3 separate regions of the Homo sapiens genome follow, and all the other regions are linked to region 2. A link is a loop called in an ENCODE intact Hi-C map of the cell type or tissue named here. Cell type or tissue: MCF 10A. All regions are shown on one strand.

Region 1 (8,000 bases), 280 kb after region 2:
AGATAAGACTCTCACTAAAGATCAGCCACCTACTAAGTGACACAGCCTGGGACTGAAGCAAAGCTCCCTGCTCACCTTTGGGAGCAATGACAAGGCCACAGTGGTGCCCTGAAGACCAGTTTTCCAACTCCTGCACCAAATGGGATCCGTGAAAGCCAGAGCCAAGGGCAGAAAGCAAAGGTTCACTGAGCATTTTGTTCCAAGATAAGTATTAACCACTATGATCCAGGGCAAGTCAGGGCTGAGCTGTTTTTCGTAAGCTAGGACCAGCCGAGAGCCTCTGTTTCTGTAAACAAGGTTGGTGAAGGTAGCTGGCTTTCTTGGTCTATTCTGAATCTACCTTGTCAGAGGAGCTGGCCCTCCAGCCACCTTCCAGGCCAGAGTCCAAAGTGGACTCATTTCCAATTTTATTCATTCATCCAGGTGGTCATCTATTCAGCAGTTACGGATTCAGCCTCTGCTCCATGGCAGGCACTGAGCCAGGCTTTGGGGATAAGGTGGACAAGATATACAAGAATCCTAGCCTCACAGGGCTTAAAATCCAGTAGCGGGATTTTAACCAACCAACTATTACAACCTGTGATACATGCTAAGAGAGAAAAACCAGAGTGATCATGACAAAGGCAGGGAGAAACTTGGCGAGAACACCATTCTGTTCTTGGACATTATTCTTGGTGAGGACATAGACCCTGAAACTTGAAGGTTGGAAACTTGTAAGTTCTGGAAAAGCTTGGAGAAGAACATTTCAAGGAACGGGGACATCCAGTTAAGGGCCTAGAGGCAGGAAGGGCTGATTTGGGGAACAGAAAGTGGTCAGTACGGCTAAGATGAAGTTGGAAATTAGGAGTACCAACATCATAGGTGGTCTTAGGTACCTTAGCATGGCCCTTGGGTTTTATTGTGGTTGCAACAGAAAGCCATGGGAGAGTTTGTTTCCAAAAGATGACACTGACTGCTGGGTGGAGATGGCATTAGAAAGGGTCAAGACTGAAAGGAGGGTGCCCCGTTGTGTTGCTATTTCAGTGGTCTGGGATGGATGGCAGAATGCAGAGGGAAGGAAGTGGGTGTATCTAAACAAGAAGATGGAGAATTGACAGGAGCTGCTACTGGACTAACTGGAAAGCAAAAAGAAGAAAAAGAAAAGAAAAGGAAAGGGAAAGAAGGAAGAAAGGAAGGAAGGAAGGAAAGAGGGAGGGAGGGGGAGGGGAGAGGAAAGGAGGGGAGGGGAGGGGAGGAGACGGAGGATGAATTGAGGATAAATGATAAATGTCTACTTTGGGACTTGAGTAACTGTGTGGCATTCCCAGGTTCTCTAGTAGTCTTCCCCAGGGGCAACCACCATTACCACTTTATTGGATATTCTTCCAAAGAGATTGTATGAATACATTAGCATGTTTATACATATTCTTTTTTACACAAAGAACATTTATATGCTTACTGCTCTGCATCTAGACTTTTCTCTTAACAATTCATCTTAGATAATTTTCCAAATCATTTATCATAGAGCTGTCTAATTCTTATTAATAGTTGCAGACTATTCCCTTGAATGGATATGCTACAGTTTATTTGACCAGTCAGTCCTTTTTTGATTCAGGTGGCTTTCAAATGTTTTGACATAACAGGCAATGCTACAATGACCATCCTTGCAGATAAGTCATTTTGAATACACAAGTAAATCTGAAGCATAAATTTTTTTTTTTTTTTTGAGATGGAGTCTCGCTCTGTTGCCCAGGCTGGAGTGCAGTGGCGAGATCTCCACTCACTGCAAGCTCCGCCTCCTGGGTTCATGCCATTCTCCTGCCTCAGTCTCCTGAGCAGCTGGGACTACAGGCACCCACCACCACGCCCGGCTAATTTTTTGTATTTTTTAGTAAAGATGGGGTTTCACCGTGTTAGCCAGGATGGTCTTGATCTCCTGACCTCGTGATCCGCCCGTCTTGGCCTCCCAAAGTGCTGGGATTACGGGCGTGAGCCACCGCGCCTGGCCTGAAGCATAAATTTCTATAAGCAGAATTGCAGGTCAAGGGTATGGGCATTTTTAATTCAAGTAGCCATTGCCAGATTACCCTCCCACAAGGTGACACTAATTTACACTCCCACCAGGACTATCAGGAAGATTATGTCAGGCTGCTTAAACTTTTTCTCTTATTGTACCTTTTCCCAGATGAGACTCAGAGACCCCAACCTCAGGTTCACATGATGAGATGATGTGGCTCTGCAATGCCAGCCCTGGCCTATGTGCCTCCAAACCCTCTCTCCTCCCTGTGACACCAGGCCCCCACCACAGCCTCCATGGTGCCTGCACCAGGGTCTCAGAGCACATGCCTATGATCTGGTGCTTCCCTTTGGGAAGACTTAAGTATCAACCAGAATAAGCCAAACCACAAGAAAAATGTCTGGTGAGAGCTGGGTTAATAGCTTAAACATTGATTCTGCTAGAAAAGAAATGGCATTTTAAAAACTAGAAAATGAACCCAAGTGAACTATTACCTGCTCTTCCATTTAAATTAGCCCTAGGAGGGCTCCATCCCTAAGTTTACTCATGATTAAGAAATCCCTTATGCCATGATTCTATTGATCACTTTAAAGAGTAGAACTTTTGCCTCATAAGTAGAGCTTTTTTAAGATCAACTGAATGATATATTAGCACTCTTGATGGGTAAAATAACTAAGAAAGTAGCCACAGCTAGCTCTGTGTATGATGACAAACAGGTTGTCCAGAAATCAACAAAATGCTGGAGCGAAAGTTAGAAGGTGTCTTAGTCCATTATCTGCTGCTATAACAGAATACCCCAGACTGGGTAATTTATAGAGATAAATGTTTATTTGGCTATTGGTTCTGGTGGACAGGAAGTCCCAGAGCATGGCACTGGCATCTAGTGAGGGTCACCCCATGATGGAAGGGCGGAAGCTGGAAGTGAGCATGCAAGACAGAGACAGAAATGGGGCTGAACTTATCCTTTTTATCAGGATCCCACTCCCATAATAATGAACCCATTCCTGCAATAATGGCATTAATCTATTCATGAGGGTCATGCTCTCATGGCCTAATCACTTCTTAAAGACCCCATCTCTTAATACTGTTACAATGGCAATTAAGTTTCCAACACAAGAATTTTGGGGGACATTCAAACCATAGCAGGGAGACAACAATCTACTGGGACATTCAGTGGTAGCACACAGCAGCACATTCTTCTAAAGTCAGGCCTCAGTGGTACATCTATAATGGGCAAGGTCAACCGGATACTCTCTAAAGTTTTCTCTAGCATTAGCAGTCTGCAACTTGGTGAAATACCCTGATTTTATAGGTAGGAAAACTGAGGTCCAGAGAGGTGACTGAAGGTACCCAGCAACAGAGCTGCCAATATATGCATTCCCTTACGTTTGTGTGTACGGTGAGTGAGTCTGCTGCAAAGAAAGCTTTAGCCCTGCTCCCATTTATCATCTGCCCTCTTCCTACATCTCTGCTTGCCTCAACCTTGTTCTGAATACATTCTAATAGTATTGGCATATGGAATAAGTATTCTTATTTTTTAGAAAAGCACAGATTGCTGAGAAAAAGTCAAGTATCAAAGAGGCAAAAGGCTATATTTGGTCATCTATGAGCTCTAGTATCTACTTTTTTCTATCTTAAATGTATTTAGACAGAGAATTCGTCATACTAATAATCAAAGGAATGTATGTTAAAACAATAAGGAGATGCTATCTATCTATTTATCTATCTATCTACCTATCTATCTATATATATAGAGAGAGAGAGAGAGAGAGAACATCTCCTTATTGTTTTATATTTTACATATATACACATATATATTAATTTGGGAAATATAGAAAGGAATGTAATGATGCATCGATCTTTTCACGTAAGTACATCTCAGGTTGAGACAAGGAGCAGGGATGCCCCCTGCCTGCCTGCATGTGTCACTTCCACAGACAGCCTGCAGACAGCCACACCTCCAATCTTTCTCTGCAGACATGGAGAAGACCAGGTGGAAATGGCAATACCTTTGCTCTTGTTTGGTTGCACCAGTGAAATGTGAAACATGTTACAAGACCCAAGGACTGTTCAAAGCACAATGCTCACCATAACCTGTGTTCACTAAGGACTGATCATTGGCAACTGCTTAAAATTGGAGCGCATTTTTAGCCAGGGTAGCTCTGAATATTGTAAAACTTGGACTCATGGATTTGGGGCATTTATTTGAAAAGTTAGTATGTATGAGAATCACCTGCACAGCTTGATAAAATTCATATTCCCAGGCTACATCCCCAGAAGTTTCAATTCAACAGGTGCAAAGTAGGGCCCTAGAATGTGAATTTTATTAAGCAACCCAGAAGATTCTGATGCAGGTGATCTGAAGCCCATACACTAAGAAACCGACCGTTGGGCACCAGCTAGGCTAAGAAAAAAAAAAGGTTTCATCTGGTGTCAGCATATTGCCCATAATTCACTCATCTATTTGTTCATTCATTTATTTAACAGGTACATATTAAATGTTTAGCATATGCCCCACTCCCTGGGAGGCACAAAGGAAAATAAGACATGCCTTTAAGATGTTTACAACCTAACAGGAAAGAAAGAGAGCAGGATATCAGCTCTCCCAGCAGTGTGGAAGGAAAAGCACAGGTGCTCTGGGAGCACACAGGAGTGTGTCTCACTCAGACTGAGATGGAAGAGGCGGCAGCGGTGACACCAGAGAAACGGTTCCTGAGGAGGTGACTCCAAGTCTGGAGTTAGGAGTTACAAAGATAAAAAAACAGGGGAGGAGCATTCCAAGGCACAAAGTATTGAACCAGCCGGAAATTTTGGAAATTATAGGTAGTTCTGTATAATTAAAAAGTCAGAGGGGTGTGTATGTGTGTGTGTGCACGTGCACACATGTGTATGTGTATGCATATGTGTACACGCATCAGGTGTGCATGTGTGTGTGCATGTGTGTATGCACACATGTATGTGTGTGCATGTGGTTGCACATGTGTGTCTGTGCATGCATGTGTGTGTGTTTATGCGCATGTGTAAGGATAAGGGAAGTTAGTCCAGGGAAACTACAAGGCCAGCTCTGGAATGGCCTTGCATATGAAGAATGCTAACCAGCGTCTCAGAAATATTAAGTAGGAATGACATGTGTTGTTTTCATTTCAGAAAGTCATGGAGATTCAGAAAGACAGGAAGTTACTGCATATAAAGGTTAACACCCACCCTCACCTTCTACAAACAGCCTCAGCTAAAGATACCTGGGAGGAGCTTGTAGAAGATGCCACTCTCTGCAATCCAGAGGAAAATGTCTTTCCCTTTGAGCGGATCATTTCTACCAAGGTCAAACTCATATTTTACATTGAGTTTGTATGAAAAAAAAATCAGATGTTTAATTTTTCATGTAATCAAAGAACAATAACAAAAGCAAACCTTCACTTGAGGACTGACTCTGGACTGGTTCTGGAAGCTGTACAAGGGACATCCCCAGCCACGTGGTAACTGGCATGAGCCCACAATTAATATGCATTAAATCAGTCACTCCTCAAGTCAAACAGAGCTGTTTGCAGAGAAATGCGTTTGTAGTCCTGGGAATCATTAATCAATGATGCAGAGGTGGCACAGAATAGTTGAATAATTACCATCCCAGGTATCACTAGAGGCAACCAGAACTCCAACGTTCACACAAAGAAATGAGTTAAGCTGCTGCCACCCTAGCCCCGGCACCACCAGCATCCCCCAGGGCCAGGATGATGCCTGCAGCTCCAGAGGCTTCTGCCAGAGGCATGCCACCCAGATGCCTGAAAAGCAGTCATGCCCTGGAAAGTCTCCTGTGCCATGTGTCCAGCAAAGGCCATATGATCAAGCATTTCTGAGACGGTAGGGGAGGAGGAGTGGGGACTCTGTTGTAGGAGCATGCACACAGTCCTGCCATGCCCCTATCGTGGGCATGTTTCGCTTAGAAATTTAGAAAAAGTACAAGGCCCACAAAGTCTCACAATGACATCTGAATTACGGGAAGTCCCAGCTTACAACCAACACTTGCTAAAAAATGCCTCAACATAGGCTAATTGTACCAGCCTGGGGAATGTAGAGAGTAACACACACACACACACACACCCCTTGCACAAACTTTCTATTTGCCTGAACATGTTCACGGGTCAACAATCAATGCACCCATCCTCCTTTCCTTGGCCTCAAGTTCCTGTCCTTGACACAAAACCATAGTGGTCCAGGGATAAGGCCACAGTGGACCAGGGGCCCTCCAGGCACATGCAGGAGGGCAGGTAGGCACCTGCTTGGCATGTTGCATCCCAGGCAGAGATGCCATGTTGGTGAGAGACCTGAAGGCCTCCTTGCACCAGCTTTAACTGGAACAGTTATAGAGAAAGAACATGGGGCCAGGAGCCACAACTCCAAGCCCAATAACAGCCGGCTGCTGAGGGACAGGGTGCTGGAAAGGTTATGTAACTTGTCCAACACAGTGAGCTGGGAGGCAGTAGAGAGGGAACGAAAACACATGAACTGAGAATAAGAGAGATCTGAGGTCAAATCCTAGCAATTCCAGTGAGTAGCCACCCTGGGCTCTGTTTTTGCCATCTTTGCAATGGAAATAACAAAGCCTCCTGATACAGTCTGGATGTTTTGTTCCAAATCTCATGTGGCCTTAAGTGTTGGAAGTGTGGGCTAGAGGGAGCTGTTTGAATGATGGGGGCAGATCCCTTGTAAATGTCTTGGTGCTGTCCTTGCTGTAATGAATGAGTTCTCCGAGAGTTCAGCTGAGATCTGGTTATTTGAAAGAGCCTGGCCCCTCCTCCCTCTCTCTCTTGCTGCCTCTCTCACTATGTGATGCGCTGGCTCCCATTCACCTTCCACCATGACTGGAAGCTTCCTGAGGCCTCACCAAAAGCAGATGTCAGCACCACGTTTTGTGTACACCCTGCGGACTGTGAGCCAACTAAACCTCTTTTCATTATAAATTACCCCATCTCAGGAATTCCTTTATAGCAACTCAAATGGACTAACACACCTGCCTCACAGGACCATGGTGAGGCTGAATGAGACAGTGCATGAAGATCACACAAGGCAAGGGCTTCTGACATCTAGCTGTTGACATTTTGCTAATAATAATATTAATAGCAACAAACAAATAGCAGAATGAGGTTCTCAAACCAGCCTATGCACTTTGCCCTGTGCCAAGCTGCCCTCCTGGGCACAAATGACTGGCTGCTCCCTCCATGGTGGTGGTGTTGTGGCAGCCTGCTCCAGTCCAGTCAAGACCCTCCCCACCCCAGAGCAGGCTCCCCCAAGACCCAGGTTCCCCCAGGGCATGCCCTCCCTCAAGCTGGGTCCTAAGGCATGTGAGCAGACCCAGGCCTGGCTGCAGGTTGGCTCCCCTGGAGGACCTCCTGATTCCTGCTGCCCTGTCAGGCTGAGCTCACCTGGTCTGCAGATTGTTCCCAAGCACTCACCCTATGTATCAGGGAAGGAAGGGACGAGGAGGAAGCTAAGTCTCTCCTTGCCTTCAGAGAAACCATAGGAAGGCTCAGAAATCATCAGTCAGGCAATAAGAGGGGGCTGGGGTAGGCCCAGGGGATGGATCCACCAGCTATGCTCTGGGGTGGGAGTATGCTGGGGATGGGCGCACCAGGACAGGTTCACCCAGGAGGCCGCCAGGCTGGGAGACAAGAGTGAATGGGCATGGGACTGTGTGGACCTGGCTGGTGGAGGTGTGAGGGGGAGGAGAAGTGCCAGGCCACAGAGAGGCCCCATATGTCCCACCAGCCAGCCAGGACCCCACTCCACAGAGCTCTCCAGTCTAGAGCAGAAGGGTGCTCCTCTGGTTCGAGGATTTTTCTGATTCATGTGAATTCCTGGGGCCTGCTTTCTTATGTTCTTCCCTGCCTGGTGCTTTCAGTTTAGGGACCTCCTTGATTTCACCACACATCAGTCCAGGCCTCAACCCAGCAACTTCCCTCTTTTTCCCAAAACCTTGTGTTTGGTTTGAGTGTTGGCACTCTGCAGG
Region 2 (8,000 bases):
GAGGGAGGTGAAAGCTCTAGGGAATGCTCTGCACCTCTTGTCACACGACCCCCTTCCTAATGCCCGGCTTTCTCTGTTTAGACACCATCCCGCTAAAGAAGAGAGCCCCAAGGTAAGGTCACTGCCCACACAGTCAGGGAGAGGTATCGTGTTCTCTCCTGTCTTGACCGTGCCACTCCCTTGCCTGTCATCCCCAGCCTTCTCTGCACTCTGGCATGCTTTCTAGGTGACTAGAATGCACCTCGTGGTCCCCTCCTTACACTCTCTCCTCCTCTGGACCAGTGGGCAGGTGTCACAAGAGTGAGGGCCACAGGCTACAGCCGTCAAAGGGAGTAGGGCTCGCCTCTGCATAGCCTGGATTAGATCCTGTTCCACCCCCACTCAGACCCCTTCAGTGCATACCCCTGACTTTCAGAATGAGGCCTCCAGCCCCTGTCACTTGGGAGGTCACACGTGGTTTGTCCCAGGTTTCTGGGCTTCCCTGCTGGCATCAAGGTACCCTGCTCTTCTGCACAGAGCCCACGTCCTCAGGGACGGTCCTGCCTTGGGACCTTTGCACTTGCTGTTTTCTGTAATTGGAATGCTCTTTGCCAGAAAGCTGCAAGCCTCGACCCTCTTTTCCTTCAAATCCCTGCTTCAGTGTCACCACTGCATCATGGAGGGCCTATTTAAGGTACAATCCCCTCTCGACTCCAGCCACCATTCTCTTCTCTTTGCTTGGCTTTAGTTTTCTTTATAATTCTTTGCACTAGTTGATGCTATACGATATATTGATTTGTCTATTTTGCATGGGTTTTTTTCTAAAATGTAAGCTCCGGGCGGGTAGGGTCTTCCTTTTCACTTCTGTAGCACAGCACTTAGCACAGTGCCAGGGACAAAGTGGATACTTGCATATGTGTTGAATGAATGAATAAATAACTGAACATGAGGCCATGGGCTAGGTGCTGGGGGTCAAGGAGAGAGAAGTAGGACAATCTCCCCCAGTCTACAGGGGAGACAGGCAGGTCCCAGGTGGTGGCTGCACAGTGGGGGTGGGGGTCCCGGGAGGTCTATGGCAGGCTAAGCATGTGTTGCCTTGTGTCTTGGGGGTGCAGAGGGCTGCATAGCCACTAGGAGGTGCAGGGGAGCCTCAGGCTACGTGCGGAAGGACTAAGAGAAGCTCATGAATGCAGAGGGAACCCTAGTATATGTAGGCATCATGGGTAAAACCTGCCGCTGACAAACATGCAGTGTGGCAGAAGCAAGTGTTTCATGTGACGATATGGAAGGAAGCGCTGGAGAGATAGGTAGTTTCTATGCATGTACAGTCAGAGGGGCTTGTGTTAAGCAAAGGAGTCTGAAATCTGTCCTGAAACTTCTGGTCACCTACAGATGGGTTCTAAGCAGGGGAGAGAGAGAATATTTTTTGTTATATGGTGGCATGGAGGAGGGCCCAGCTGCAGCCAGGAAGATGTGCTGGAAGCCCGGACAGAGACTCAGGCCTGGTGCAAAGCCCTGCTGGAGTAAGTCCAGGTGGAGGCAATGGAAAAAATGAAAGATGGGAACAAAGTTAAGGAGGAGCTGGCCCAGGGACCTGGGATGAGGGACTGAGACAGCCACTGGAGGAGAGAAAAGAATCTAGAACAGCTCAGAGTTTTCTCTGAGCAGGTGCCCTTTGGGAAGTTGGTGGGGGAGCAGCTTTGGGCAGTGAGCTGGGTGAGATGATATTTTTTTGAACATGGTGAGCCGAAAGTTTCTGGACACTTCCATGTAGAGGAGATGTCTAGTAAGTGGCTGGCATTTAGGACAGAGGTCTGGGTTGACACAGGGTTAGTGGCTTTTAGAAAGTACCCAGAGCCCAGTCTCACCCTCCAGTTCTTCCATGGGACCAGGGACTGGGTAACTTCCAAGTAGTGTCTATTGAAGGAGCGGATGGATTAATGGCTGCATGAGGGATGAACGCATGGTGCATTGTGGCTGCGGGTCATGACTCATCAGCCCTCATGGAGTCATGCGCTTGGGATGAGCTGGACATGGATTTTCTTGAGAAGTTCACTTTTTTTGAGGATTTCTCCTCCTACAGATATTCTAGTTTTCAGCAGTGGTTTCTGATTGTGAAGCATTAAAGCACATTTCATCAACTCTGTCTCCCAGCACCCCATCTCTCCTTCTGTTTCTGACTCTCACTCTCCTTCTCTCTGTCCCCTCCCATGTCATCCCCCCACCCCAAGTTTGTGTCAGTCCACTGGGTCCTGGGCTGGAGAAGACAGGATATATAACTTATCATCCAAGACAGCACTTTGTGAGAGTGAGAAGAGGCTCTGTAAAAGTTGCACCAGGATGATAGGTGTGAGCCTGGACTGTCCTAGGGAAATAGGGATGTGTGGTCAACTTAGATTGAGTGGGCCTGTGAAGTGTCCAGGCCCCGGTGGCCACACAGCACTCCTCTTGCTGGCCATGTCACGTTCTCTGCATCTAGGGCATGTAACCAGCTTCAGGGGGTTTTGGAAATGTGTGGTCGAATTGGGGATATTTCAGGTTGAGGGACCAGAGATGCCATATGTCCCATCTCTCTCTCTCTCTCTCTCTCTCACACACACACACACACATGCACATATTCACACACCCAGACCCACATTGGCTGAAGTTGTCACATTCCTTTTTATAGAAGAAACATGCCGAACTGCTCCCAGTGCCCCCAAATCCACTGATGCGGGAGAGTAGAGTTCCATGCTGGCCAGCTCTTCACACCCCTCCCTTCCCCCCGCCCTAAGAGGCCTTTGCCCCGGGCAGCTCTGTGTTCTTCTAGCCCTAGGGGGGTTGGCACAATCACAGGTTCTCCTAAGTGTGCAGCTGCGGCACCTGGCCAGGAGGGTGTCCCAGTCCCCGCTGACCCAAGGGCAGCACTCAGATGGCTGTGGGTTGGGCGCTGAGTCAGCATCTCCCACCATGGAATCAGGGTGGACTGGCCATTATAAGGGTTTTCACACAGGGCTCTTGGAGGACATGAGGAGGCCATGGATGGAGTCTGGAAGGGTGAGAAGGATTGACTTCCTAGAACCTTTGTTGCCTTTGTGGGTCCAGGTAGCGGTAGCATCTGTGGTGAGGAGTGCAGGAGGAGTCTGTTTTGAATGGATGGGCTGTGTTGGCCATGGCGAAGACCCTGGCACCATGTGGCCTCAGGGGCCCTCTGCTGGGTGCTTAGGTACCCAGGCAGAGGACACAGACTGCTGTGGCCAGCTCAGCCCCTGTGGTCAGGAATATTGAAACATGTGGAGATTCTAGCACAGTGACCTTCTCACCACGGGGAAGGCTCTAAAGTACTAGAGCTCCCCCCAGCACAGGGACGCTACCTTGACCATCTGAATTCCTGGCACACATTGAGGGGGACTTTGAGTTAAGGCACTTTGCTTTGCAAATCGCCAGACCTTGAAGCAGACCATGCTTCAGGGACATCTTAGCCACGGACTTCACATAGAATGAAATTTCACAAAGCTCGATCCTTAATCCTGTTGTGTGTGTGCGCACGCATATGTGTGTGTGTGCATGTATTGCCTGTCTATATGTGTGTGTGCATTTATTGCCTGTGTATATGTGTGTGTATGTGCATGTGGCCATTCATGATGGACTCTGACACACATACATCTGTGTGGGATGATGCTGCTGTGAGCAATACAACACAGACCCATTTGAAAACACTGCTGAATGAGCAGTCACTGTGCTTTTTATGTTCTTATGCATGATCATCTAAGAGGAGCGTCTCTGTTATATGTGTTTTTTGGAAGTTCTGGGTTATTTTGAGCTATCAGGGCTATAGAAGGCATTTTCCATAATCCAGGAAAGATGGCTCCAATAGTTATTCAACAATGAACTTTCTGAAAGCGAAGTTCATGAGAAAACATGAAGGGATGCTAGAGGAAGCAAGTGGGTGAGGGAGGCAAGAAATAAAGGCCAGGAGAGAGGGAGGCTGGGAGGCAATGGCTGGATGGGAGTTTATACCCCTGATAATTAATACATCGCCCTCACCACGTGCAGGGAGCTGTTCTTGGCAGGTATCGTAACAGAGCTCCTCTGCAAATAGAGGGACTTTCAGAGAGGAGAAGCAGGATTCGAGTTTCCAAAACTAACACTAGATGGAGTCAGGCTGAGTCATGAGGAAGTCAGACCCAAAAGAGCAAGCTAATGACAAGCAAGCCACTCTCTTGCAGCAAGTTTTGCATTGTCTTTCTGGCTTCTAAGGCTTAGGCAATGAACACCCTTTTATCTTGTTTTGCAGGCGAAACCACAATTTCTCCAAAAGGTGAGTTGTAAGAGTGATCACTTGTCTTAAAAGGAGGACAGGCAGTCTCTGCCCCATGGGGCTGCATGGGTTTTCGGCATGACCTCTCCCTCCCCTGGCCACGTGGGACGGGCAACCATGGCATGGCCAGGAGCCCTCATGCCAGGACAGCTGTGAGACCAGGAATCAGCATCACCTTGGGACATGATGGTACTTGGCAAGATTTAACATGAAGCTGTGGGGCATTTGCCCAGTTAGAGCTGAGAAAATGGTTTTAACAGGATAGGTAAACTTTTTTTCATTCTCCAAGACCTATCCTATGATAGTGTCCAATCTAATAATTAGCCAATTTAGTCCATTTGATGAAAAAAATTCCCAAACATCTCTTCATGTCATCATGCTATCAGTTTGGCTGGGTATTTGCATCTCAGTGCTGCTTTGGGGTCTCGGAGAGGACGAAGCCTGTATGTGGAGGGCCGGTCTACAGAAGGGGACAGGATCTCGGACCCCTGATTGAATGAGCCTATGGATGAAGACTCCTAGGAATGAAGGCATCTTCACCAGGGTTTTGAGAATCATCATTTCACAATCCACATTCCCCAGCTTGGCTTTTCCTCACCTCATGCCCCTTGCATGTGCCAAACCCACTGAGAATTTGCTCCCTGTCTGACCAGCCCAGGATGGTCACACAGGCCTGGGGCAATCTCTTGACCTCACTCTCCTGCTTTATGAAAAATTTTCAAATCCAAAGAAAAGTTGAAAGAACGGGACAATCAAAATATATACACCCTTCACCTAGGGTCACTCACTGACACGGTGCCCCCTTTGCTTTATCTCTGTGTACATAAGCCTTTTTTGACTGATCTACTTGCAAATTAGTGTAGATATCATGATATTTCACCCCTGAATACAGCACCATTGTGTTTCCTATTGTGTATAATCACAATACAGTGACCACTCCTAAGAAAATTAATGCTAATTTAATATCATCTATTATACAGTCCATATTTAAATTTCTCTGGTTATTTCAGAAGTATCTTTTATTGCTCTATTTTTTATTGTGCTATTTTCCAATCCAGAAAAAATATTTGTATTTATTTTGTCTTTTTTTTAAGTCTCTTTCAGTATTGAACAGCCCCTCTGCTTTTTATCCTTATGGCATTGTTAATTGAGAAGTCCCTAAGCCCCGTTGTCTTATACAATGTCCCATTTTCTGGATTTGTCTGATCGTTTTCTCCTGAGTAGATTCAGATTGAAGTTTTTGGTCAGAAATACCATGAAGTGATGTTGTGTATCTTTTGTTGTATTGCATCACTGTTGGTGATGCTTCGTTTGCTTGGTTAAGGGAGTGACCACTAGATTTCTACATTTGTAGAAATTAGAATTTTCCCCTCTGAAATGAATAATACGAGGGGTGGCACTTTGACACTATGTGAATATCCCGACCCCCAACAATTCCTCACCTAATGATTTTATACCTATTCATGATCCTGCTTCAAGCAGTTTTTGCCATTGGTGATTACAAAATATTGACTTTCTAATTCCAGCATTTCTTCTATATTTAATAGCTGACATTCATCCACAAGGAAGCCTTTTTATTCTATCTCCCCTTTCTCCTTCTTTTGTTGAGGATTATTACTGTGGACTTCAAGGCATTTTAATCCATTGCCATCATGATTCTTTCTGAAGCCCAAATTGTTGCAAATTTGGCTAGTGCAAGTCACTTCTTGGTGGCCTCTGTGCCCTTTAGACAGAACCCATTAGTCTTTGAGCACATGCTAGACTTCTGACAACACAATATCTCAGGCTCACCTTGACCTGCTCCCAAGGGTAGCACAAGGGTCTAATTTTCCCAAGGGTCCCTGTTTCTCTCTCTGTCTCTCTCTCACTCTCTCTGTCTCTCTCTCACTCTCTCTCTCTTTTATTTTAATTTTTACTGTGGAATCATTTTTAGAAACTAAGATCTGGGCACAATGTGTGCTCAGGGCTACTGAGGTGTCATTGCTTCTAGGCCCTTTCAATGGGCAGAGTCACGAAACGTGCATTTAAATTACACACTCAATATCATAAGACTTTTCCTAAGCTTTCCCTAATCCATGTGTCTAGATTGCCTTCTCCAAAGTAAAAACCCTGCTTTTCCACCACATAATATTTTTACTCATTTTCTCTATTCTATAATACACACAAAATGCCTCCAGAAATTAGAGCACTATGCAGCTATAGACCCACTCAGTAAACTTGCATATTTCTTTGCAGTGGCTTTTACCCTTAGAATTTAGCCCTCTAGGTGTGCACAGCCAGAGTATTGTGTTCAAATGAAATTAATTATATTCTCTGTGTGGTTATGCTATCAATTGGATAGAGAGTCAGAAACACTTGTTTTAGTGTGTATTATATTTTACTATTTCCTGTTTTAATCTTTTAAAATTTTAATTTACATAGTTTTCTTTACACAGTTTATCTCTGAATCGTGTGTCATGTACACGATTCAGAGATAAACTATGTAAACAGATAAACTCAGAGAAGTGTTTCTCTTGTAACTGTCCACTCTACCGTGTTCCTACCTACTGCTTTGAAGTTGCTATTTTCAATAGTTCCTGGTTTATTCTTTCTGTGATACTTTTACAAAAATATATTTAATTAAAAACACTTTTATATAGACACACTTTTTAAAATAAAATTAGAAGATGTTTACATATAGATGTATATATCTGTGCATATATACTTTTCCCAGCACTTGGATGGTTTTATTGTTTACTTAGATGTCTGATCCATTTGTCATTTATTCTGGTGTGTGGTATGAGTTAAGATCCAATTTTTTCTTTTTCCCAAATGGCAATTGAATTATTCCGATACTATTTTTTAAAACCACCCTATTTCCCCAGTGTTTCATTTGCCTCTTTTATAATGTTCTAAATTTCTGTGCGTACTAGGGTATTTCTAGGCTTTATTCTCCATTGGTATTTGCGGTTATTCATGTGCTGAGAGCTTCCTGGAGAGGCTGAGCCTAGAGAGGCTTCCTGGTGTGCTCTACCTTCTGGTGGGGCTGGTTCCCTCCACCCGCACACACGTTGTGCTTCCTTTGCAGGGGACATTCTTGCTATTTTATTCCAGCTATTCTTTCATATTTATTTTTCCGTATGAACTTTAGAATCAACTTCAGAATCTTTCCACAGAAACAAAAATCTTTCATGGTGCGGGAGCTGGGGGAGGTCCCAGTGGAGAATTTTATGATGATTGCTTTGTGTTTTTGGTTATTGGGCTTTTGTATAGACCAAAGCAAAGAAAATAAAAACAACACACAGAAAAAAAAAAAGAAGCAAACATCCTGGTATTTAAATTGGGGTTGCATTATATTTACATATTAAGTTAAAGATGATTTACTTCTTTACGATGTTAAGTGGCTCTCCATGGAAAAGAGATAATTTTTTCATAAAAAATTATCTGATTTTGTGTGTTTCTGTTTTTGTGTGTTTCAGGAGAGTTTTCAGATTTTACTCTTATAAGATTGTCATATTTTTTGTTATATTTATTCCTAAGTATTCTGCCTTTGCTGCTTTCAAAATGGAGTTTTTGCCATTATGTCTCCTACCTGGTCATTGATTGTATTTTGATTTTGGGGGATTATGTTAGCATTATAGGGGTTGCCTTGTTGAATGCTTTTATTCTTTGTCTCTGTTTTCTTCTCCGTCCCTTGAGTTTTTATGATATTATGTCACCTGCCAAAATACAGATCTTCTTT
Region 3 (8,000 bases), 180 kb after region 2:
TCACTCCATTTTGCTTCACCCTGCCCACGGAGGGGCTGCTGCTTGACCCTGCCATCCCAGGACCACCCTTTCTGACATGTCTGCCACCAAGACTCATTCATACGTCTACATGTCCGTTTACTCAGCTGACTCTTGTGGGGCACATTCTGGGAGCTGGCATGGAGAATGAAGCTCTGCGGGTGGGCAGCCCACCTCTGCCAGCCTCACTTGCACTCACTCCATCCAGTAACCAGAGTCTACTCCACAGCCAGGAGCAGCAGCCCCTCTACCTCTCAGCCTCATCCCGTGTGCCCTCCATTCTTCTTCCCACACCCAGCCGGACTCACCCTGTACCTTGGCCGATGCAGCCCAGTCTTCCTGCAACCCCGTCCCTCTGTCTCAGCAGGTTCCAGGCCTGGCTCCAGGGCCACCTCCTTCAGCCAGTGCCATAGGTGGCTGAATTCTGTCCCTGGAGTGGTTCTATGTTGACATCCTAACCCCCAGTACCTCCAAATGTGACTGTACTTGGAGACAGTTGAAATGGGGTCATATGGGTGGACCCTAATCCCATATGACTGGCGTCCTTATAAGTGGAGATGAGGACACAGATGTGCACAGAAGACAGATGAGGTGAGGATGCAGGGAGAAGGTGGTCATCTGCAAAGCAAGAGAAAGGCCTCAAAAGAAACCAACCCTGTGACACCTTGATCTTGGACTTCCAGCCTCCAGAACTTTGAAGAAATGAATTTCTGTTTAATATTGTTATGGCAGCCCCACCCAACTGATATAGCTGAGTGTCCCCTTTGCCTTCCCTAGGGCCTGAGATTTCCTTTTTAGCCCTTTCACCTCAAGTCACATTTGTTTGCAGACACCACATCACCAGGACCCCACCAATAAGACCCAACACTGCCTCCTCATTTTCCCCGTGATTTGAGGGGAAGAAAAGGCAAAAACACTTAAATGAAGGAATCGAAGACAGCCTTTTGGCCAGCAGACCTTGTCAGCCTTGGGTAATGCTGTGATGTGTTTTGAAAAATGCCAGCAGGCTCAGCCTTGATATTTATGACCCTGCTTCTTGGCCTTCCTGGGGAGTGGTGCTCTCTGCTCTTAAATTTATGGTCCTTCAGTGCAGTCCCAGACCAACCAGGGGATTGCAAATGGGCTGTCTGCTAATAGTGTGTGCAGATGGTGTGGGAGGTGGTGTGATCCTTGGCTCTGGGGTCAGACACAAGTGCTTCTCACCCGGGGAGGGGTGCTCCGGACCTGAGAAGGGTCTCCTCCATCTTCTCCTTTGCAAAGCCTCAGAGTTTACAGAGGAATCAAGGTATGCTAACCACCTCTCACTATTTTTGACATGGCTGCACACCAGTTCCACTTTCTTAATATTTATCTTTTAATCAACTTGTTGCCCCCTGGAGGCCAGACGACCCATGGGGCATAAGACATGAAGTGCATGTTCCTGCTATCCCTGGGCCTGGGCTAAATTAGGTGGGGACCCCCTTCAGGGCCTTTGCAGAGTTTGGAGACATGGGGAAGATCAGGATCCCCACCTGGCCCCTAGAAGGGAGATCTCTGAAAGACTAGTTGAAGCTAACAAGCTTAACCTCCCCAAGTCCCTATGTGTCCACCTGAGCTTGACTTTATTAAAAAGGCAGGTGGATTTCCTTTTGAGGAGCTCTGCAAATCTTGGGGTAAGGAGGAGACATTAGAGTGAGGGTGATACCTGTGATGCCCAACGACCAATCCCAGAATGACCCAGGCACAAGAAGGTACTGGAATTCTTCAGAGGGGCACGAGTAACTACCCCACCTGCCATACATTTTCAGGTGGAAAACAAAAGTCACACAGCAGTGCAGATTTCTCCAGGAAGAACTGCAGCTCGGAAGCCAAGTGTGGACCGGGGCCCTGGGAAGAGACTGCTGAGCCAGGAGTTGTCTGGAATCCTTGTCTGTTGCAGGTTGTGGAGATGGGGGTGGGAGTATCACCAAGGCGGGTGTATCACCCCAGGCCAAACTCCCTGAGTCTGCCATGGGCAGCACCCACCGCCATGTCCTGCGGCTCAGCCACAGAGGCTGGGCCTTCTTCACAGTAGCCCCTCACTCCTCAGGCCCCTACACTATGGGCAAGACGGGGAAGAGCCAGTGTCCAAGGTGGAAGATGGGGAGGGGCTGGGTGAGGCTGTGCAGGTGGATGTGCTTCCCTGAAGCCTTCCTGCCTTTCTCAGGACAGAAACACAAATACTTAGAAAGGCAGCATGGTAAGTGGAATAGAGTGGCAGTTTAAAACTGAAGAGCCCTTCTGCATTTAAAACATAGTTGCTTTAATAAAATAAAGACAATACAATAATTTCCAGTAAGCGACCCATCTTTTTTTTTTTCAGTGCAATAGCCCTTAATAAGGTGAGTCATGTGTAATTTCGTGTGCAGCTGGGCATCACCAAGTCACAGTTTCCAGCGTGCTGCTCAGCCCTCCGAGTGTGTGTGCTCATCCTTTTCATAGAAGTCCCATCGGCCATGGAGAGGGTTGGGCTGCAGAGCTGTGATTGCCAGAGGCCCTTCCTTGAGAACTGTGGGGAAGGAGGCCCTGGGGGTTTCTTCTGTAGGCAGAGCTCAGGCCCCAGTCACCTCTGCCACCCTCAGCCTGGCACTGTTGTGCCAGAGCCTCTGCTGCCTCTCTCTTCCTACCCATCTGCAGACCAGCAGAATATTCTCCCCCTCTCATCACCAACCAGGAGTTTGGTGTGGTTTCTTGGGAAGAGAAAGAAAAGACAAGAACGTTAGAGGGACAGTACCACTTGTCCCCGCCAGCACATGGGATATTGCAACTCTGGGGCTCTATCTGGGGCCCAGCGGAGCTTGCCCCTGGTCTTGTCTCCCTTGAGGCAGGGGAGGCAGTGGGAGGAATGGAGAAGGTTTCCACCTGGGGGAGGGGAAAGCATTGAGCTGTGAGGGTGGTGGCTCCCACAGCACTGTGGGGAAGCTCAGGCCCCAGGGAACAGGACGAGGCCGTGCCTCTCTCCAGTGCCTCCAGGTGAGTCTCCTGTCCCACCAGAGAAATAGCCAGGACCAGGGCAGAACAAATGGCAAGTTCTCTGCAAAAAGTGCGGCTCTGGCCCTACCATCATGCCCACCCCACTCCACTCCGCCCCACCCAGCATCTAAAACACTGTGTAGTGCCTCCACCAAGGACCCCGGAACAGCCCACGCCACGCCAGTGAGGGAGGAAGGAAGTCCGGCTCTGCAAGGTCAGCGGCCCCTAAGGCTGCACCTCGCAGTGTGTACAAGGATGTTAATGACAGTAACCACCTCCATGGGTTACTGCGAGTCAAATAACGGGTATGAAGTGTCGGGACTGATGCTTGGCTATGCTACAGCAGCTAAGAGCCCTCAGAAGGCACTTTCTGTTAATGAAGGATAATCATCACACCAAATGTTACAGTCTGCAGTGGAACTCAGGGGAAAAGGCTCTCTTTAGGATAAAATTACAAAACAATATACTTATACCTCTTGGATTTCTTAATGAATGTTTGGATATTCAAGAGCAAGAGAGCAAGGGCATGTGTGAGTTAAAAGCAAAACAAACAACAACAAAACCCTGAAAAACGTTTCCTGGGGCTCTATATGGCCACACGGGCTGCTTCCTGTGCTTGGTGGGGCCATGTCCTGGAGTGAAGTGGCCTCCTCGGCCAGGTGGCCTGGACTCAGAGCCACTGGGGCTTTCCTAAAGGTGGCTGCAGTGCCCTCTGCTGGAGACCCAGAGAAACAAGGCCGCGCTTACCTGGACACGGCCAGAGCAGTCACTGCGGGGCTGGTTTTGCTGGGCTTCCCTGTCAAAGCAATGCTAACGTCCAGCTCTCGACTCAAGGCCAGGTTCTTCTCCCACTTGTGGCCTGTGTGGAGCATGTGAGAGAAGAGTTAGAACGCCAGATCGGCTTCGCACATACAGTGTGCATCTGCACACGGGGCCGCAAACACATACGCACATATTTATATTTGTGGTCAGCAACTTGTTAAATTGAGGGGGAAATATATTTAATCTTGGCCTGTGCTGTTGCAAAAAGGGCCGTCCCAATTTAATTTGCAGGCGGTGATAGTTACATGTGCTGACGTGCCTCGGTATCCATTGTGTACCAAATTGGATTTGTGTATTATTGCTTTCTAAATTGCATGCCTAGTTCAGCAAAATTGTTCATCAGTGTTTACTGGCTTTATGCTTAATAAGATGCCCCACAATACCTTGCTGCCAGGGTGTAATGCAGCCAGTAATTGCCTAGTAAAAATAAATTACATAAAGTCGGCATTATCAACTTATCTTAATCCTCTCACGCCACAACCAGTAATTAAATGCTGAGAATGTTTTTTTCAAAAAATATAACTCAATGATTGTTACTTCACTCATTTTAATGACTGCATTTGGGGACAGACAGTAATTCCTTCAATGTGAAGGGTGAGATGGAGAGACGCCAGCTGGGTACGTCCCTGCGAGGCCACTTCCTTGGACTCAGGGCAGGAGAGATGATACAGCCCCTGCTGTCCTGAGGTGACCACCCATGTGTGCAGACAGGCCATGTGCCAGGAAATGCATGAGGGGTCCAGGTGGGAGAAACCACCTCAAAGCACACCAGGCATTTGTACATTGTGTACAAGTCTAAACAACAAGCTTCTCCCAAGCACTTTTTATGTACCAGATTGAGTCCAAATCTTTGAGGCGATTCCTGAAATAAATTGTACTCAGCTGGGTTGGGCCTTGCTGCAAATGGCAAATAAATGAATTCCAAGCAGAAATTGGATTACATCTGCCCACAAATGCAGTATGCTTAATATCTTCAAAGATCTCCTTTCTTGCCCCTTAAGACATTTGAGGGGTATAGTAATATACACGCCAAGAGGACACACATGCAAATATCCACGTGCCATGCCCAATACAGGTCCCTTTCCAACAAAGCAGTTTTGAGCAATGTAAGAACAACATGCCTTTTTATTAGAGACCTCCAGCAGTTTAGGCTTGTAAATCTGCACATATTTTAGATTTGTTAACTCTAAACTGCAGGCCAGTGTGATTATTTGAATATGTCCATGTCATCCTGTCATTTCATGTTAATCTTCCCTTGAACTGTAATCACAATCTTGGCAGTCAGTCCAATGGGGTGGCAGAGACTTAGGGTCAGGGCAGACAGAGAGGAAGGTTGTGGATCTGGGGCTCCCTGTCAGTCTAAGACCCCCTTAAGTAAGTTTCCTAATGCCATCAGCTGCTGTGTCCAGAGAGAAAAATCTCTCAAAGCCTGCAAAAATGACAATAATGACCTGCATTTGGGGTAGATTCTTGTCTGTGGCTACTATTATTCTGTCATCAGTACTCTACTAGTTAGGATGCACAGGAAGTGTCCCCATTTGACAGAAGACCAGAGAAGCTGCTGTGACAGAGTTGGGTCTAGAACCTTGTTTCCTGCTTTTTACTCTGCTTCTCATTCACTAGACCCCATGACCAGTGAGTGCAACCTCACCACAACCATTGATGCTGAATAGGAACCTGCAAATCCAATGGCACTGCCAGAATCAACTGAATGGCTCTGAGGTGACTTTCATTCATCCATTCATCCATCCATCCACCCATCCATCCATCCATCCACCCGTCCATCCATCCATCCATCCATCCATCCATCCATCCATCCATCCATCCATCCATCCTTCCATCCATCCATCCATTTACCCATCCATCCAGCATTCTTTCTCAGACATCCATTCATCAACCGTAGGCTTAGCTAATGCCGTTAGCTTACTGGGCCCCAATAGCTTCAAAAGTGGGCATTTGAGCCCAAAACTAAAATGGTGTGCAGTCTCATGCAGGTATAGCAGAAAACTGCTTTGTAAGCAGGCTGGGGAATAAGAGCCTTTCCAAGTGGAAGCAGATATGGGAGGGAGTTTGGCCTCTGCTTTCCAAAGATGTGCTGGGTTCCTTAGAATGCACACACTTCTGTCCTTTCACACTGAGATAGGCTGACTCCTTGTGGTGGTCTCCAAGTACCCTAGAGAAACAGAACCTGTGAACTGACGGAGTTCTTGATCTGCATCTTTGTGATATTATTGATCTTTGTGATGTTATTGCCTTGGCTCAGCCCAGATTGTTTACAAGGGTCCCCAGGTGTTATCTTGAAGGAAGGGACCACTAATATAGAGCCTAGGACACAGTAGAGGCTGAGCAAATGCCTGTGTGTACTTGCCTGAAGAAGAATCCACAAATGGGTGACTAAATGAATCAAAGAGGTGTGGACTGTGTTTTAGAAATGAACTAATTGCAAATGTCTACTCTTTTCAGAAGGCAGCCCTCAGAAATCTGGGAAATTCTCTCCTATGGATGATCACAGGTTCTGGGATGCAGAGCAAACAGGGAGCTAATGGAAGCACTCAGGATGATAGAATTCTAACTTCATGAAAACATGTTTGATTGTGGGTCCCAGTAAAGATGTCCCAGTTCTCGGCCAGAATCTTTTCTGAAGACTGAGCTGGAGGAGGTAATGATGGGGGCGGGGACTGGACAGCTGTGATGGATGTGATGCGGTAACAGCTTTGATGGGGAGGTTTGTACCTGTGTTCATTATGGAGGGGTTGGTGATGGTGGTTACATGCCAGTGTCTATGGTTAGGTTATTCTGAGGCCGTTGTGGCTGTGATGGCAGCAGGTGTGAGGATAGTCTGCTTGCTGGGTGACTTTGGGCAAGTCACTGAACCTCTCTGTGCCTTCCTAGGCCTCCCTAGGCTGGGCAGACCTGGGAGGAGCTGCAGCCCTTGGGCTGAGGTGGAGAGAGGGGAGGTGAGGAGGGCAGGGCAAGGCCAGGACGGCCACATCCCTAGCAGGTCAGGTACCTCTTGGGCTTGGAGGCTGAGCCGGGGGCTCCTCTCCTGCTGGCCGTCCAGGAACAGACATCTTCACATCCTCAGTCTTCCAAACCTGCCCCAAAAGAGCAAATGTCATCGGCGGGGAAGACGATCCTGTCTGCAAGCTTGGAGTGGCCTAGTCCATTTCCTCACGCCTAGGGGTCCCCCAGGGAAAGGATGAACACATGGCCCCCCTTTCACTTCTGATGTTAACTTATCATCAGGTAAAAGGTTATTTAGCCTTCAGCTTCCTCATGCAGAGGTTTGGCCAATCACAGTTGCACCTTGAATGAATTTACCCCACCCATGTCCCTAAGTGCATCTCATGACCCCCACAGCCCTTTTCTTGCAGGGATGTGACTCTGCAACCAGTTTATTGCCATTTTGCTCAACCAATGCCCTCTTGCCCATAATGCTACCACCTCTAGAGTACTCCCTCACCCCTGGGTGGCTGGGCACCCCCATCTTGTGTCTGGCCCTTGGCGCTAAGCCTACTGTGGGAGCCCTGAGGCCAACTCACTCAAAATGGCTTCTCATTCACTGGGTCTGGATTTTATATCACCAAAGGGCAAGGACCAGCCTCCTCTCAAATGCTTCTGTGAGCCCCACGCCAGGCTTAGCACAGCACTGGGCCAGTCCAGGAGCTCAGTGACCACATCGAATGAATGAGTGCTGAGTGCACAGAAGACCCTCACTTACGCTTTGGGGGGGCCCAGGAGAGTAATATACTCTGCAGCTCGGCCACCCCAGGCTCCTCTGGCTGGCCCACTGATGTGGGCCACACCCCACCAAGCCCAGGCCATCCCAGGATGCCCTGCTTTCTGCAGAGGCCACAGATAAAGTCCTATGAGGGGACTGCCTAGGTACCTCAGCCTGCATGGATGGATGGATGGATGGATACATGGAGGGATACATGGATGGATGGATGGATGGATGGATGGATGGATGGATGGATGAGTGGATGGGTGGATAGAGAGATGGATGGGTGGATGGATGGGTGGGTAGATGAGTAGAGAGATAAATGGGTAGGTGGGTAGATAAATTAGTGGATGGGTGGGCAAGTTTGGTTTGAATGGATGACGCAAATATCTCCTTTTAGCATTGGGATATAATCTTTTGCATTTAACCATTCAACTTTTATATGTTG

Evidence for each region. Peaks named below come from ENCODE experiments on the same cell type or tissue, not always from the same donor. Only the 100,000 strongest peaks of a DNase experiment are listed, where the experiment ranks them.
Region 1: a loop joins it to region 2, with 16 times the contacts of the local background. A loop is called at or near these places in 8 of 110 quality-filtered maps.
Region 3: it touches region 2 in a loop (29-fold over the local background); 91 of 110 quality-filtered maps call a loop at or near these places.

What each region holds. Positions count from the first base shown.
Region 1 is chr10:48,881,484-48,889,483 of GRCh38, reverse strand. The region is part of intron 43 of WDFY4 (WDFY family member 4); the gene reads right to left. Among named protein-coding and RNA genes, the nearest start is that of LRRC18, 54 kb to the left of the region's middle. In MCF 10A, a CTCF peak has its summit at 3,901; no DNase peak of the experiment used is centred here.
Region 2 is chr10:49,157,878-49,165,877 of GRCh38, reverse strand. TMEM273 (transmembrane protein 273) reads left to right here. Exons shown (of 7, transcript NM_001288740.3): 4 at 82-112; 5 at 595-673; 6 at 4,256-4,279. Among named protein-coding and RNA genes, the nearest start is that of TMEM273, 27 kb to the left of the region's middle. In MCF 10A, a CTCF peak has its summit at 1,101 (motif pointing right); a DNase peak (open chromatin) is centred at 4,127.
Region 3 is chr10:48,977,235-48,985,234 of GRCh38, reverse strand. WDFY4 (WDFY family member 4) reads right to left here. Exons shown (of 62, transcript NM_001394531.1): 60 at 6,842-6,926; 61 at 3,757-3,868; 62 at 2,279-2,726. The coding sequence ends at 2,660. LOC105378298 (a long non-coding RNA gene) reads left to right here. Exons shown (of 4, transcript XR_007062370.1): 1 at 1-1,936; 2 at 5,455-5,553; 3 at 6,295-6,490. Among named protein-coding and RNA genes, the nearest start is that of MIR4294, 4.4 kb to the left of the region's middle. In MCF 10A, a CTCF peak has its summit at 3,724 (motif pointing left); a DNase peak (open chromatin) is centred at 3,714.